2 separate regions of the Homo sapiens genome follow, and region 2 is linked to region 1. Evidence: read pairs that join two places in POLR2A ChIA-PET (ENCODE). Cell type or tissue: MCF 10A. All regions are shown on one strand. Each heading gives the region's core, and the rest is flanking DNA. Links, peaks and the distances in the headings are about the cores only.

Evidence for each region. Peaks named below come from ENCODE experiments on the same cell type or tissue, not always from the same donor. Only the 100,000 strongest peaks of a DNase experiment are listed, where the experiment ranks them.
Region 2: POLR2A ChIA-PET joins it to region 1 with 6 read pairs; 2 of 35 experiments call an interaction of 5 or more read pairs at or near these places.

What each region holds. Positions count from the first base shown.
Region 1 is chr2:108,570,433-108,575,814 of GRCh38, forward strand. The region is part of intron 1 of LIMS1 (LIM zinc finger domain containing 1); the gene reads left to right. Among named protein-coding and RNA genes, the nearest start is that of LIMS1, 39 kb to the left of the region's middle. RefSeq lists an enhancer at 4,668-5,382 and a silencer at 4,861-5,155. In MCF 10A, for the core only: no CTCF peak of the experiment used is centred there; DNase peaks (open chromatin) are centred at 2,819 and 5,319.
Region 2 is chr2:108,679,696-108,685,077 of GRCh38, forward strand. It overlaps LIMS1 (LIM zinc finger domain containing 1), which reads left to right. Exons shown (of 10, transcript NM_001193483.3): 9 at 1,000-1,075; 10 at 4,190-5,382. The coding sequence ends at 4,304. Among named protein-coding and RNA genes, the nearest start is that of LIMS1-AS1, 3.8 kb to the left of the region's middle. In MCF 10A, for the core only: no CTCF peak of the experiment used is centred there; no DNase peak of the experiment used is centred there.

The DNA.
Region 1 (5,382 bases), core at 327-5,326:
AAAATAAAGTAATACTATATTCTCTTTGGCTATGAAGAGACCAGCTTTCCAGAAACCCAGGGTTTTCTGGAATCCAGAAGTTGCTGGCAGGTTGGTCGTGGGGGAGGAAACCTTTTTAATGCCAAACTAATGAGTCTGAACTCCCACAAGCAAACAAACAGAAGATAAAAAAAGCTGAACTCTAAGGGGTTGTCTCCTGTATACTGTGATGGCCTGATTCACAGAGGGAGTGGCCGCATCTCAGAGGGAACGTGGCCATCCTGGGAGGCGGTGGAGAAGAGCGGGAGGAGTTAGCAAGGGAGAGCCCTGGAGGTCCGCAGTGCTGAGAGTGGTTGTGAGCAGCGACCTTGAGGAAGACCAGACTGAAGGTACTGGCTCTGCAGTCCTGCCCTGGAGGGGAAAGGGAGGCCAAGACCGCTCCTCCATCCCCTAAGTGTTAGCCGTCAGCTAGCTAATCCCAGCCTCTGGGAGCTCTTAATAGCTAACTGAAGAAAAATAACATAGCTTTTGGTCTAATGTGGTAACATTTCTCAAAGTTGCTAAAAACATTTCAAATGTCTGAATCTTCTTTTAAAATCTCTGGGCATTAATCAGTTACAGAAATCTTATTTGTATCTTTATTTCCTTTCCTTTCTGCATCAGATATTATTACGTATACTGTTTATTGGGAGGGATGTAAATATTATGCACCCTTCCCTCAAGAAGCTTAGAGTGCAGTAGAGAAGACAGAGTGTTTATAAATAATGGTAAATATTTATGATACCAGTGGTAATAGTAGTAATCATAAGATATAAGGTTGTCTTTCTAGATAACCATTTGAGGTTATCTGGAGGGAGAAGGAAGATCTTTTTAAGGGTGGAGAAATTGAGAGCTAAAGATTATGTAAACTTTACAGGTGTGAGTCTTCCACACATTGCATCTGACATGTAAATAGCAAGAGGCTCCATGAAAATGACTCTGTTAGTCATGTTAGTGTGAACAGTGATCGTGGATGTTTTGAGCCACAGTCCACTACTGTTCCCAGTGTGCTGGACATTCTCCTTGAGCTATTTATAAACAGGAAATATACCTCTTTGAAAATAAACATTGGCGTACATAATTGCACGGAATCCTGTTACTCATCTAAGGTGGGACAATAAATAGCCTTAAAAAATGTTGTAATACCTTACATTGGAATAGCATTTTATTGTGAACAAGGCAGTCTGTTTTATGAATAGTACAAAAGCTTACTAATGCTGTGATAGAAGTAGGAATGAGTGTTTTAGACAGTGAATCTTAAACGTTTAATCTTTTCTTTCGTTGAAGACTATCACTTTTCAGTTTCTGACAATTTAGCACATAATTCTGTATGATAAGAAAATACAGATGGGGACATGGGCTTAATGCTATTGAGGAAAACTGTTCAATGTAGGGACAGGCACCTGAGAAACTGTCTTCAAATGTGTCTCATTGAGCCCCAGCTGCTCTTCCAGAGCTCAACTGGACCTGACAACAGCTGTCTCTAAGCCAGGAACCATGGGCCCTTATATTTTAAAAAGGATGGGTAAGGGGATGTTCTGTTGGAAAATATGCATTTAGTGTAGCAATGCCAAAACTGTAATAATATACATGAATGCATGTTGAGCTTATGTCTAAATACTGGTTGTGTCATGAGTGGCCTATTATAAAGCCACTAGAAAAGTTATTTTGAAAGAGGATTTGAGGGACTGGGCTTTTTTTTTTATCATGGAATTTATATCCTAATCCTGACTTTGTGTACATTTCTGTTGTGTCTTACTGTTCTCTCCCTTACTTAAACTTCCCTTCACTGAAATACAACTTACATACAATAAGCTACTTGTATTCAATTTTACAATATAAGTTCTGACCCATGAGGTTGTTACCACAGTCAAGAAAATGAGCATAACCCTTTGTAATCCTTCTCTCCCTTGGTCTCTGGGACTCTTGCTTTTTTTTTTTTTTTTTTTTGAGGCAGAGTCTTGCTCTATTGCCCAGGCTGGAGTGCAGTGGCGCAGTCTCAGCTCACTGCAACCTCTGCCTCCCAGATTCATGTGATTCTCCTGCCTCAGCCTCCTGAGTATCTGGGATTACAGGCAGGAGGATTACCCCACCCAGCTAATTTTTTGTATTTTTAGTACAGACAGGGTTTCACTATGTTGGCCAGGTGGGTCTCGAACTCCTGACCTTGTGTTCCACCCGCCTCGGCCTCCCAAAGTGCTGGGATTACATGCATGAGCCACTACGCCCGGCCTGACTCTTTTGCTCTTGATGTGTATAGGAGGAATAAGCTACAGAAAGGTGTAGGGGACGGTAGGCAACGATTACACTTTGAAGTCGGGTGGTCTTGGAAGTGTAGGAAAACATTTTGAGAAACACTGTCTTAGAGAATTCTCTAACATTCTGGAACTGGCCGCTGAACCTGCCTCCCCACCCTTCTGTCATCCAGGTCTCTCTTGTCCTAGAACCCACATAAATTGCAGTAGTAAACTTGTATTGTGTGTTAGCTTTGTTGCTGTTCCGCAGCTTCCTGGGCCACATCAGACTGAGTGTATGCTTGTCGGTGCTTCCCAAACTGGTGAAGAATAAGGATTTTAAAAAATACTTTCTAGTCTATTGTTAAGTGACACTTCTGTAAAAGACAATTAAAATGGGATGCTAGAAAAATAAAAAAGGTCATATGAATGCAAGTCCCAGTTGTTTCTCTTTATATTCAGCAGATGTAAAATTTCTATGTCACATTGGTAAGTTTCTAAATACTTACTCTCAATTTCTGCACTTATTTTATTGCAGAGTGATTACAACATTTTGTGATTCATGGGCCACACTGAGCAATACTGATCAGCAGTCCTGCTTCTCCCGTTTTCTTTTCTTTTCTTTTTTTTTTTTTTCTACTGGGTACAGTGATCTTTTGGCCATGCTTTTAGAGTTTCCCACTTGGAATGTTCTGCAGCTTTTAGCCAGTTATTTTGGCGTAAGAAATGAAAGGAAACTAACAGTTGCTCTTGAATACTTAACGATACACCAGCTGATGGGAAAAGCATTTTTATTTTTTATTTCTAGGTGATCCTCAAAACAACCCTGCAAAGTAAGTGGTATTAGCCCCACTGCAGGGATGAATTACCTCACTTGTAATCATGTGTTATTTAACAAATATTGCTGCGTGCCTGGTAGAGACCAGGTGTATGCTTGGCTCTAGGGATACAGCAGAAAGCAGAGCAGACAGAACTCTCTGTCTTCATGGTGCTCATGTCCTTGTTGGGGATGGTAGAGACACATCATAAACAAATAAAGCGTATAGTGTATCAGATGGTGATGAACAGTATGGAGGAATGAGCTAGAGAAGGGTGTAGGGGACAGTAGGCAACGATTACACATTGAAGTCAGTTGATCTTGGAAGTCTTCTCTGAGGTGACCTTGGGCCAAGATCAGGCTGAGGAAGAGAAGACTTGGAGCAGCAGAGGTGAGGTCCTGCAGTTTTGAGGAACTCACTGAGGTTAGGGACTCTTCTCATGCCATTCAGCTAGGGAATGGCTGATAATAAATGTATGCTTTATAGTCTTTACTCACTCTCCATGTTCTTGGTTTAAAAGATGCCTGAATCCCCCCTCCCCCCCACCAAAAAAAAGTGGAAATCAGTCTGGGAATGGGAAGGTGGAATTTATGTGTGGATTTTGCTTTTGATGATTAGGTCTGGATATTTTTCAAGGCTTTAAGTATCTTTTTCCTAAGGGTATGAAGTACATGAGTTTTGTAATGGAGTTTCCATTTTTAAGTGGATGAAATTTCTCTAGGGGACATGAAAAGCTAGACAAGATCAGGGAAGGGGCTTTCAAAAAAGAAGAGATTAAAGCTTTGGGAAAAAGGCATTGCTTTTGTTTAAGCACTTTGAAGTTAAGGATGTGTAGGTTATTCCCTGCTTATGAATGACCTGGTGCTTAGAGACAGCTCTCCTTGTATTTGACAGCAGCATTTGCTGGGGCTTTTTTCTCATCTGGCTGCTCTCCACTGCCCAAGACTTACCTTCTGCAAACTCCGAGAGCTCTGACCCAAACCTTTCACTCGAGGTCATGGCTCCCAAACCTCCCACTGCTTCTGTGCTCTCTCACCTCCTCCACCAGCCTTCAATTGGGTTAGAGAGGAGGAGGAGTAGGGATGATGACTGTTTATAACTAGTAAGTATTCTAGTCTCATTTGAGCTTGTGCACTACATAAAATTGGTAGGCAGGTATTACTATACCTGTTTTACAGATGAGAAATGTGAAGCTCACAGATGTTAAATAATTTGTCCAAGGTCATCATTCCCGGTAAACCAGAGTAAAGACCTGAAGCAAACTCTTTGGTTTTCCTGTCCCTGATTGCTGCTACCCCATCTCCTTTTTCAGCTACGTTTTTTTGGTGAAGGAAGCTTTTGGAGATTGGTCATGGTTTTATTTTTATGGAATTTACTATATGGTTTTATGGAAAATGTGTTCCAGGGTTGGAAACTTAATATAGATCCTACTTCAGATTTTTGGTCATTGGGTTGGGGACTAACTAAATATCATTTTGATTTTTACCGTGCCTTGCTATTTTTTAGGTTGAAATTTAATAATTCATATAAGTGTCCTTTGAAATTTGGCAGGATACTCTTCTTTTGAAGTATTACCTGCTGTTTCTCATTGTAGGTTATATTTCTTAGTAACACGCCTCAACACTCTTGGGGTTCTCAATCTTACAAATAACTTCTCTCACCCTTTTTTTTTCCTAGCTAGTTTGTTTAATCATTTGTAACTTCCCCTCCAAGGTTGGGGAGGATGGAGGTGGGGTTTTTCAGCTTGGGGTTATATGGTTTTTGATCCTCTTACAAACATAGTTATATGCTCGTTAGAATGTGAGCTAATCATTCTTCAAAAAAATGCAAAAGAGTTAGCCAACGTGGTGTTGATGGCTGTGAAACCTGAGTCCTCTCAGTTAGCTGAAATAGTAGAGATTTGCTGCCCTTACGGCTCACAGAGCTGCAGCCTAGCAGGTGCTGTTACTTCTTTGTTTAAAGCGTGTTAGCCATCCAGATGTTTCTAGCTCTTTCTCTTTCATCAGAGAACATTCTTCTTGAAATTTAATGTGGAGGCCCTTTTGCTCTGGTGCATTTTCTTACTCCAAATTCCTGCATTTGTCACCACTTAGTCACAGTCAGGCTATTGGGCTAAGTGGTCTGGGTGAACACTGATGTTAGAGTTGCAGGGTTTGCTGCAGCCCACCTCTTGTTCTCCAGCTTCCTTTTAGGCATCGTTTATTTTTATTCTTTAAAGTATTTTATGTTTTGATTTGTTATAACTATTGCAGAAATCAATCCTGAGTCATCAGGGTTGTTTAGTCTTTCTCCTTTTGTGCGTTTGTGTGTGT
Region 2 (5,382 bases), core at 383-5,382, 110 kb after region 1:
TTCTTGAGGCCAGGAGTTCGATACCAGCCTGGGCAACAGAGCAAGACCTCCATCTCTACAAAATAAAAAATTAGCCAGGTGTGGTAGCACACACCTATGGTCCCAGCTACACAGGAGAACGAGAGGAGAAGATTGCTTGAGCCCAGGAGTTCGAGCTGTGATCGCACCACTGCAATACAGCCTGGACAACAGAGCGAGACCCTGTCTGAAAAACAAAAGAAAAGAAGCTCTCAGGAAAGAGGTTCTTGGCTGGGCATGGTGGCTCATGCCTATAATCTCAGCATTTTGGGAGACCGAGGCAGGTAGATTGCTTGAGCCCAGGAGTTCAAGACCGTCCTGGGAAACATGGCAAGACCGTGTCTCTATAAAAAATACAAAAATTAGACAGGTATAGGCCGGGCGCAGTGGCTCACGCTTGTAATCCCAGCACTCTGGGAGGCCAAGACGGGCGGATCACAAGGTCAAGAGATTGAGACCATCTTGGCCAACATGGTGAAATCCCGTCTCTATTAAATACAAAAATTAGCTGGGCATGGTGGCACGCACCTGTAGTCCCAGCTACTTGGGAAAATGAGGCAGGAGAATCGCTTGAACCCAGGAGGCGGAGGTTGCAGTGAGCCGTGATTGCGCCACTGCACTCCAGCCTGGCAACAGAGCGAGATTCCGTCTCAAAAAAAAAAAAAAAAAAAAAATTAGCCAGGTGTAGTGGCATGCACCTGTAGTCCCAGCTACTCAGGAGGCTGAGGTGGGAGGATCACTTGAGCCTGGGAGGTTGGGGTTACAGTGAGCCAAGATTGTGCCACTGTACTCCAGCCTGGGCTATAGAGCAAGACCCTGTCTCATTTAAAAAAAAAAAAAAAAAAAAAAAAGGTTCTTGAGAACCTCCACCAAGTGCCACAGACACAGTCGTAGTTCTGTTTTGGAGTTGAAATTCTAAGCTGCCCTGCTCCCCATACTGATGTATTTCCATGTGACCAGATCTCTTTCCTCTTTCTCCAGTGGTCTCTGCTCTTAATAAGGCCTGGTGCGTGAACTGCTTTGCCTGTTCTACCTGCAACACTAAATTAACACTCAAGTAAGTGTACGGTTTTGTCCAGTGTGAATCCTAAGACTGAAAACTTTGGGGAGACACTTAAAAAAAATCCTAGAATTTAGAAAAAGAGAATTATTTGATTTCTTATTTCCTCTTTCTGTTCAGGCCTTCTGAAAGTAAAGGTTCTTCCTTTAACTGTTCCCTGTTCTTTCTTCTATTCCTTCTTTGTCCTACTCAAAGGGATAAGTTTGTTGAAATTGACCTAAAGCCAGTCTGCAAACACTGTTATGAGAAAATGCCAGAAGAATTTAAGAGGCGACTTGCCAAACGGGAGAGAGAAGCAAAGGATAAGGACAAGCAGAAAAAGAAAAAGCCAGTCTGTTTGTAAACTTTTCTATCCCTGTGTCATCATTTTCACTGCTTTCTCCTTTGGTTAGTCCTTTGGAATATGTTTTTGTTCTGTTTCTGTCTTTTGCTTTCTTCCCCCCCTGCAACTTTTGGGCATGTATTTGTAGTCATCAGAGATTGAAATACAAGTATTTGTCCTATGTAGAACTGGTCCTTTTGCATAACTGCTAAAATTACAAAAATTAAATGAATACACTCCATACTTAATACAGTTTTGTGGTCATGTATTTCACTTACTCTGTAGACTCACTCACCTCATTTTTTAAACACCATATAGTATACATTTCTTTCTTTTTTTTTTAATGGATTTAAAGGGAAGAATTCTAATCTCTTAATAGACCCTGGAAAACATTTTAAAGGATTTTTGTCTGATTAACTGTAGCTTTTAAAATCCTGGTTTTTGGTTTCCTTGCCACGATCATTTAATTGATAAATTATAAGTGTTGTTTGATATTTTTAAAAATGCATATATTCTAAGTTATGTATTAAATTATTTCAGCATGGCGAGGCATGGTGGCTCACGCCTGTAATCCCAGCACTTTAGGAAGGCAGAGTGGAAGGATTGCCTGAGCCCAGGATTTTGAGACCAGCCTGGACTACATGCCTAGACCCCATCCGTCAAAAAAAAAAAACAAATTAGCCAGGCGTGGTGGCCCATACCTATAGTCCCAGCTACTCAGGAGGCTGAGGCTGCTGCAGTGAGCCATGACTGCCACTGCACTCCAGCTTGGGCGACAGAGTGAGACTCTGTCTCAAAAAAAAAAAAAAATCTTTCAGCATGTTTCGTATCTAAGCAAAGTCCATCTGATTTACGTAAGACATCTTCTTCTGTGATGTTCGAATGTGCATTCATACAATACCCATATGCTACTGTTTATGAATTCATTTCCTCAATGTCTTCAAACTCTTTTTTTATTCCTGATTTTTATGAGAAGTATTTCAATCTTTGAAATTCTTTTGAATTACCAGCATGATTGTTCCAGTTTTCCCTCATAGTTACCATTGTGTTTGGAGCTCTAAAAATATTTTGTTCCAGTTTACATGTTTCCTTCTATAAAGAGGAATTAAATGTAAATGTAAGATTAAAACAATGAGGCCGGGCATGGTGGCTCACGCCTGTGATCCCAGCACTTTGAGATGCCAAGGCAGCAGATCACTTGAGATCAGCCTGGGCAACATGGTGAAGCCCCGTCTCTACTAAAAATACAAAAAAATTAGCCAGGCATGGTGGCGGGTGCCTGTAATCCCAGATACTCGCGAGGCTGAGACAGGAGAATCGCTTGAACCTGAGAGGCGGAGGTTGCAGTGAGCCGAGATCGTGCCACTGCATTCCACCCTGGGCGACAGAGTGAGACTCTGTCTCAAAAAATAAAAAATAAAAAAGATTAAAACTGGAAAGCTTGCTAAGGTAGTCTGTCTGAAAACAGGAATAATTTTTTTCTTTTATCAAAAAAATGGCAGTTTTAATAGCTTTTGCTCTAAGATGACCTTGGGAGAAAAGCCGTAAAGTAATTCCCAGTGTAGTGTTTTAAAATAGAAGATTTTTCATTTTAGATATGTGTTTAGGAATTTCCTTTGTTACTAACATTGTCCTTTAAAATGATCTTGAAGCAAAGTCTAGTTTAATATAATGTTTAAATGCAGTAAAAATATCAGCAGATTTTATAATTTTTGTCATAGATAGCAATATACCACTAGATTTATTTCACAAATGCTACCTGAATATAATTTCACAGACAGTGAACAAGTTACCAAGTTGTATATTTACTCAATTCAAAATTAAACACTCTGGATTTCAACAGTAATAAGCTCCTGTAATTACCTGTTGGAAATGCATTACAGATGATCAGGAGGCTATCTGAAAAGTTGTCTTCTCCAGGACCATTTTAAAAATAAATTGATAATGTGTGTTGCTCTAGCTTTTCAAAAGAATAGTTGAGTTCTTCAAATAGCTACCGCTTACAATGCAACCACAGGTGATCTGGTTACATTTATGTTAAGAGTGATTAAAAACTTTCTTCCAACCTTTCTGTCAGATAACCAAAATAACCCCTTATAATTTAAAATTAATTAAACCTCATGGCTACCTAATTTAAAGTACTAAGTAAGATCATGTTGCCTCCAATAAAGAAATCATTCACATTATAAAAATATGATTCTTTCCTTTAGATAAATTTATCTTTAAGGTATTCTAAAATGTGATTACCATCCTAGGCAATACGACAGGACCCTGTCTCTACAAAAAAAAATTTTTAAGTTAGCCAGGCATAGTAGTATGCACTTGTGTCCCAGCTATTCAGGAGGCTGAGGTGGGAGGATGGCTTGAGTCCAGGAGTTAGAGGCTGCAGGGAGCTGTGATCACCACTGCACTCCAGCCTGAGTGACAGTCGAGGCTCTGTTTCCAAAAAAAAAAAAAAAAAAAAGTGATTGACTGTACTTAAGTTAATTATATTTACATTAGATTTCCTGTTTACTTAGTACTGAATAAAATGTAATCTACAGTCTGTGTTACACAGATGGATGTATAGAACCAATTTATAAGGACTTTTTTTTAAAATTATACTGAATTTTTATATATATATCACAATAAGAATTGAGGTTAGGATTATGGTTTTTTTACTAACATGAATATAATATCATCACCTAGTTGCCTTCGTTTAGTTCAGTACAATTACTGCACATCATTTATATATCTTTGTTGAATATGTTTCCACTAACTTCTTTTTTTTTATAATTTTTTGTCTTTAGGAATAAGTTTGTGGAGTTTGACATGAAGCCAGTCTGTAAGAAGTGCTATGAGAAATTTCCATTGGAGCTGAAGAAAAGACTTAAGAAACTAGCTGAGACCTTAGGAAGGAAATAAGTTCCTTTATTTTTTCTTTTCTATGCAAGATAAGAGATTACCAACATTACTTGTCTTGATCTACCCATATTTAAAGCTATATCTCAAAGCAGTTGAGAGAAGAGGACCTATATGAATGGTTTTATGTCATTTTTTTAATTAAAAAAGAAAAATTCATATAATCGTGTTTAAAACACAAATGAAGTCAGTATTTGCCTTTGTTAACCCTTATCCATTTGTTGACATGTAGACTGTTTACAAAAAAAAAACACATGGTTAAATGTTAAATTTTAATTAAGGCCCCCAAAAATTAAATATAACTTTTTAAAATGAAAGGAGTCACCTTTTACATGACTCAGGTGAAAAAACAGTATAAACATTAATTTACTTTGTGTTCAAAAGAAAATTCCAACTGCTGTTGGGGAAGGACACAGAAAAGAAAAATAACCACCCAAGAAAAACAAAAACAAGAAAAACAAATCTTATACAATCTTAGTATATTTATCAAACTAGTAGCTAGAAAGTGAATATGCACATTACTAAGACAAAAAACAAGTGTAATTCAGAACTACTTGATTTTTTTTAGTTAAATGCAATAATTATTATGCTTAGTTTTATAACCTGCTCTCCTTGTGAATTCTTCCTTCAAATGATTACTTAACGCAGTAGTAATAGCTAGCTGTAGGATGTCCTTTAAATTTTTGTGCAAAAAAAAATTTATACCAGGTATTTGGAAATATACTTTACAATATTGGAAAATGAAGTATTTTTAATGTATTACAGCAATTATGTTTCTAAGCTTAATGTTAAGCATGTAGTCTTAGAATAGGACATGAAATTAAATTGTATGTAGCTTGGAATATATTGCTTCAGAAAACTGAATGTGTATGTCGGTCATATTGCCTTTATAACCATGCTAATATCTATGCTTTATACATACTCAAACTTGCCTTGCCTTAAAAACATACATACTACATACTTAAATCAGGAATTCTAGCCATCTCACAGAATACCAACTAAAACTAAGTGCATTGAGATCTGAGATTGGTAAACCCAGATTCATTTACCACAGCTGTAATTAAGTTTTTAGAAACTATTC